2 separate regions of the Mus musculus genome follow, and region 2 is linked to region 1. A link is a contact called in ENCODE Hi-C or POLR2A ChIA-PET data. All regions are on one chromosome and are shown on one strand. Each heading gives the region's core, a stretch centred on a gene start or an enhancer-like site at or near the end of the contact. The rest is flanking DNA. Distances are from core to core; before and after follow the strand shown. Region 1 holds the start of Ank (progressive ankylosis). Region 2 overlaps Ank (progressive ankylosis).

Region 1 (2,894 bases), core at 288-2,787:
GGCCTGGAACTTACAGCAATCCTCCTGCCTCTGATTACCTTCAAATATAGTATTAATATGAGCCTTACAGAGATAAAGGGAATGGGTTCATTTCTTAGGACAAAATACTTGAATGTTTTAAGTAATACACAAGTTTAACTCATTATGTTTATTTTAAAAGATGTGTCAAGGCTATACAGAGAAACCCTGTCTCGAAAAACCAAAAAAAAAAAAAAAAAAAAAAGATGCATAGGAAGATACAAGTTGAACAAACCATCTATCTCAACTGCTACAGAATGAAAAGCTAAGGCCCCTTGTTCAGAAATTCATCATTTCAAGAGGGCAAGACCAGGGTTTGAAGAAAACGATGTTTCAGCAGTTAGGAGCACCGACTGCTGCTCTTCCAGAGTCCCGGGTTCCATTCCAGCACTCATATGGTAGCTCACAATGTTCTGGAATCCAGGAGAAGCTCCAATGCCCTCTTCTGGGCTCTGTGGGTGCTGGACAAGCATGTCATGCACAGACAGACATGCAGACAAAAAAAAATATCTGCCCATAGACATAAAATAATAAAATAAATATTAATGAAAAGTATTAAGGCAAAAACAGAGAGCCAAAGCAGGCACAGGACCCTCTACGAGCTAAGCTTTTTTGTGTGACTGTACTCGTCTCTTGGAGGCCAGCCCCGCCCTGCTGTGAATGCTTCAGTCACTGGCTTGGACCCTTTTTTCATACACTATACTGGGACACCGGCTGATGCTGGCTTTGTCAAGCTTTTCAGTTTTAGGTAAAAGTCTCAGCTCAGCAACTGATTTATCATGAAATCACTGGGGACATATTATAACACAGCCGAGCAGATTTTCTTTCCTTTTTTTTTTTTTTAAGCATATTTACCGGTCGACTTTTAAATAAGTAAACGGTTGCACATTACTAGCAAAAGCTGGAGACCGGTATGGAGCATCCCAGAACCCTAGTCCAGGACGGACAGTCAGTCCCTGCCACCCGGTGTATTTTTCCCCAGGGTCTGCAGATCTCTGTCACGAGAGATGCGAGATGCTCGTTTTGGTAAACCATCCTTCTCTCCCACTAATGCAGCCGTATCCCCATCACCCTAAAGCAGCTCCCAGTCCGCCTCAAGGCCGCCCGGACGCCGAGGCCTTTCCAGCTCGGTTGTCCCCGAAGCTCTACTCCTGGTTCCCAACTCTGGAGACGGCGCTCACACGGCCTTGCCGGACGCTCCGGGGACAGCATGGGGCTGTCGGTGTCGGGTCACCCGGAGTCCCCGCCCGCTCGCCCGCCCCGCCTGACTCCCCGCTCCGCGCGCTCGGCTCAGGCGGCGCCCCGGTCCCCCGCGGGCGCGGACGGCAGTGGCCTGTGCGAGCGCAGCGCCCCCCGCGGCCGAGCCGTGCGCAGCGGAGCGGGGAGGCGGCGCCGGGCCGGCCCCCTCCCGGGTCGCCAGCGGTGTCGCGCCTCCGCCCGCCCCTGATTTCCTCCGCGCGGCGCGGCGGCGGCGGCGGAGGCGCCTCGTGCGCGCGGTTATTTATTTATTTCCGGGCCCAGAGCGCTTATAATGGAGCCGCTGTCAGCAGAAGCCTCTGCTGCCGCCGCCGCCGCCGCCGCCGCTGCCGCCGCTGCCGTCCCTGTCCCTCCTCTCTTTCTCCCCGGCAGATCTTTGTTGTGTGGGAGGGCAGCGGGGATGGACTTGAGCTCGCGGCTCTCCTGCTAGAGCAGCAGCGCTTGGAGAGGACGCCGCCGCCGCCGCGAGCAGCCGCCGCCCCAGGCCCCGCCGGCCGCGGCCTCCGTCCCCGCGCTGCGCTCCGCGCGCCTCCCAGCACAGTGCCCTCGCGGCGGCAGATGAGTGTGGGGTCAGCCCACGGCGGGGACTATGGTGAAATTCCCGGCGCTCACGCACTACTGGCCCCTGATCCGGTTCCTGGTGCCCCTCGGCATCACCAACATAGCCATCGACTTCGGGGAGCAGGTAAGCCCGGCCGCGCCCGGTGCGCCTCGCTCGCCCAGCCTCGGCCTTGGATGCCGGGCGCCGGGGGGATGCGGGAGGAGAGGAGTCACCTGCTCCGAACCCCCTTTACCCTGGACCATTTGACGTGGCTTTGCGGCTTGTCGAGGGTGACTTTTGCAGCGCCCCATCCCCTCCCTCCGCAGATATTGGAGACTTTTCCAGCGTTCTTTGGAAAATAGCAAGCGACGGGATGATGGGGAACTTCACCTATAGAAAGGGGTTTAGTGCTCGGGATGAGTATTATGTAATTTGTGATTATGTAAACCTCGGGCCCAGAACTGCATGTAGTTTCTAGTAGCATTTAGTGCTGGCTTTTTACTTGCACAGGGTTTGGTGATGGTAGTGATGGTGGGAGAATTTGCCTTACAATGTCTCCAAGTTGATTTCCCACGTACTTCCAAATTTACATCTTTGCATGTAGCCTAGGTAAGGATTAGGGGTGTCCAGGAGGTACCTTGCCTAGAGGATCACTGATTATATCTACTTTAGGATATCTGTTCTCTCTCTCTCTCTCTCTCTCTCTCTCTCTCTCTCTCTCTCTCTCTGTGTGTGTGTGTGTGTGTGTGTGTGTGTTCTCTCTCCTCTCTTCCTTCCACCCCTTTGGACGAGAGCACATTTCTGGTGCTGCCTTCTCATTCTTTTTTCACGCTATCTCCATGTGGCGTCATTACCAATCTGGTGCTGCAGGCTCTCCCGTGGCGGTGAGGCACTGGTACCCTTTTGCAGGGCTTCCTGGCAGTTGCAGTTACAGCCTAAGGTCCGGGAGAGGGTTTGGGGGTGGGAGCTGGACCTTTTCAAAAGTGTAAGATAGACCTACTTTTGCAAATGTACTATTTTTTCCTTTCAAAGCAGTGGGATAAACCCTCTTTTGTTCATTAAGGGGCTCTGGATGGAG
Region 2 (2,805 bases), core at 8-2,507, 37 kb after region 1:
CTAGGCCTGGAACCCAGGCCTTCGTATACAGGACCAAGGTTCTGCCTCTGAGCCACATCCTCAGCCCTTCTGTAAACTACCACCTACTCCACAGTATTATTAATTAATAGCATAATTATAAGAATAAATGCAGTTAATTATTAATATTTTCAAAAGGCCCCTGGCCCACTGCACTGTATTGTGCGATGAGACAGAGCAGTGTAGACAAGACCAGGGTCACTTTGTGAGAAGTTTACCGTTAAGATGTAGCTCTTCAGAGACACACCCCAGGACGAAACCCTCTAGAAAGAGCAAAGTACTCGTGAGAACGTCGCATGGCCCAGACGCTATGCCCATGACTGGAGAATGTAGCTTATTCAAACAATGCACAGATCGCTGCACTATGTCCAGGTTAGAGGGAAAAGAACAAGCTTAGACCATTCCTCCCCCAGGGCCGCTGTACAAAGGGCATTCTTCTTAGAGGAGATCCATATTGGTCACAGCACAGAAGGTGCCTTTCCCAAGCATGAACCGTGAGGGCCATTTTAACTCACCGATGATTCTCTAAATTCGTTTTTAATTGCGCTCATTTACTATTTTGGCAAGGGGAGGGAGGGACAGAGCATGCCACAACGTGAATGTTGAAGTCAGAGGTCAGTTTGCAGGCTCTCTTCTTGCATTTGTGAATGTACCAGGGACTAAATTCAGGTTTTCAAGCTCAGGAGCGAGTGTTTTTCTCCACGGAGCTGTCTCGCCAGATTCACGCTGGCAGTGATAATGAGGAGGGCAGGGGACTCCTGAAGGATCCTAACTAAGCACAGAAGCTGAACGCTGCCAGCCCTCACAATAGCTCTAGGAAAAGTGTTTTCGTGTCTTCTCTTGGCCGTTCTCTGGAAGGGGTGGTGGGGGTGGGGAGGGCATGGGGGAGTGGGGGGTGGGTGGGTGGTAGAGGTAAAGTGACCCATCCAAGGTCGAGTCATTCTCAATTCACTCTTACCCTGTACTACACTGTAATAGCCAGAAATACCTTCACAAGGAGTATACTTTGTTCTTCTCAGAGCCCTGATTTCTAGAAATAACTCCATCAACTTATCAAAAACTGAGTGTGTTATGCAGTTAGAACTCAGCTTCTACCGAAAAATGTCAAAGTCCTACAAATACACTACAGGCTCTGAGATAGGACGGGAAAGGGTGTCAAAGCCCTACTTTATAAATAAACTAGCAAATGCTTGGGAAGTGGCGTTTGGGCAGCTTGCCTGCTCTCCGGTAGCGTGTGAGCAAGAGTGCGTTCCTAAAACCACTTCTGCTAGGCTGGTACCGCACAGCCTTCACGTGCCACGTCACACATGTCTCAAGGACCAGCCTTTGAAGAGGAACATCTCTGTGGAATTCAACTAAAAAAAAAAAAAAAAAAAAAAAAGCTGTTGCACACCTCACCTGAAAGCCTAGTGCCTACTAAGCTGAGGCAGGAGGATCAAGGGTTTGAGGCCAACTTGGACCTCATAGTGAGACCCTGTATGGAAATGGGGGAGGGGGAGGGAGAAGGGCCCCTGGGGAGGCTCCCTCGTGTTTCTGTGTTCTCTTGAGACCTGAGAAATATAAGCTGTCCTCATGTACACAGGATGCTAAGATAGAATTCATAAGGTTAGTGCTTTTGACAGTTTATCATCATAACTGATGAGTAACTTCAGCCAGGAGTACAGCCACCTCCCCACGAAAATGATGGTCTTCAGAGTGCAAGGTGACCGTTTCCTACATCGGAGGGCTGTCGTTATGTGATTTATGGTCTTCATTTGGCACCATCTGCGTCTGAGAGGGAAGCTGTGAGTCTGCACCTAGCTGTGCTCCGAGATGATTGCCAAGATGTCTCCAGTGTTACATGTAACTCTTCCCTCAACGCATAAACTCTTCTGCTAGCCTGGGCTCATGGGACAAGAGCTCTCCTAATGCCCGGCCCTATCAGAACTACAATATTGCCTGTGGCTGGCCTCAGGATCCTGCCAACTCCTGCTGTTTACACACACCAATCAGGCCAGAATAACCCAAGGTGGGCACAACAGGGGATGACAGGAATAGGACGGAAGGAAAGTGTGCCCACCACCCCCTAAAGGAGGCCAAACCAAACTTCTCTAGGCTGTGGGGGCAGGAAGTGGCTGAGAAGAAATTCCCTGACGGCTTGGGCTGTGTAAACATTGCGGGTTGAGAGTGTGTGTGTGTATGTGTGTGTACGTGCCTTAGAGATAAAGAGCGACTTCACTAACTTATAAAAATAACTGAGTGTAACAGAAGTAGACGAATAGCAACAGATCCAGGCAAGGAAGGGAGACGCTGTCAGGAGTTCGGTGATGGAGGCCTCCTGACCCAGAATACCTCTACTCTGGCCACTTTTGCCAGCTCCGTCCAGAGAAGCCAAGCTGGCACTGGTTAGGCAGAGGTGATTCGCCACTTTGCCTATAGCTTGTAGCCTGCTTAGCACTCTGAAGCCACTTGGTTTTAGGACAGCCTGGGCTATATAACAAAACTCAATCATAAGAACGCAGGTACCCGCCTGTCTCACTCTCAGTATTGGGGACATGCCTCCATTTCTGGTCTCATTGTGTTGGACCCTGGAGATCAAATCCTTATATGGGTATGGCTTTATCAACTGAGCTAGCTCTCCAGCCCTAATTAGTATTTTTAATTAAAAAAATTGCTTTGTTTTATGTGTTTGAGCATTTTACCTGCATGTATATATGTGTACCACAGGTCATATGATGGCAGTCATATGATGAAGGCATTAACCCCCTGGGACCATAGTTACAAAGGTAGTTACAAACAAAGCAAAAG

Evidence for each region. A loop is a pair of places that touch in the nucleus more often than their neighbours do. ChIA-PET counts read pairs that join two places held with the same protein, here RNA polymerase II (POLR2A).
Region 2: a map of gastrocnemius shows a loop between it and region 1 (2.4-fold over the local background). The contact joins the enhancer-like site here to the promoter of Ank in region 1. A Hi-C loop is called at or near these places in 6 of 37 maps with a recorded cell type or tissue (T-helper 17 cell, gastrocnemius, heart and 1 more). POLR2A ChIA-PET finds 5 or more read pairs at or near these places in 3 of 5 experiments (Patski and embryonic stem cell).

The regions. Positions count from the first base shown.
Region 1 is chr15:27,465,140-27,468,033 of GRCm38, forward strand. It overlaps Ank (progressive ankylosis), which reads left to right and starts at 1,538. Exons shown (of 12, transcript NM_020332.4): 1 at 1,538-1,960. The coding sequence starts at 1,865.
Region 2 is chr15:27,502,173-27,504,977 of GRCm38, forward strand. All of the region lies in intron 1 of Ank (progressive ankylosis), which reads left to right. Among named protein-coding and RNA genes, the nearest start is that of Gm29901, 18 kb to the right of the region's middle. Within about 2 kb of position 1,258, at least 3 of the 3 ENCODE cell types and tissues checked have a DNase peak (open chromatin) inside an H3K27ac peak, as active enhancers do; they include gastrocnemius, heart and left cerebral cortex, where a contact is called at or near this core.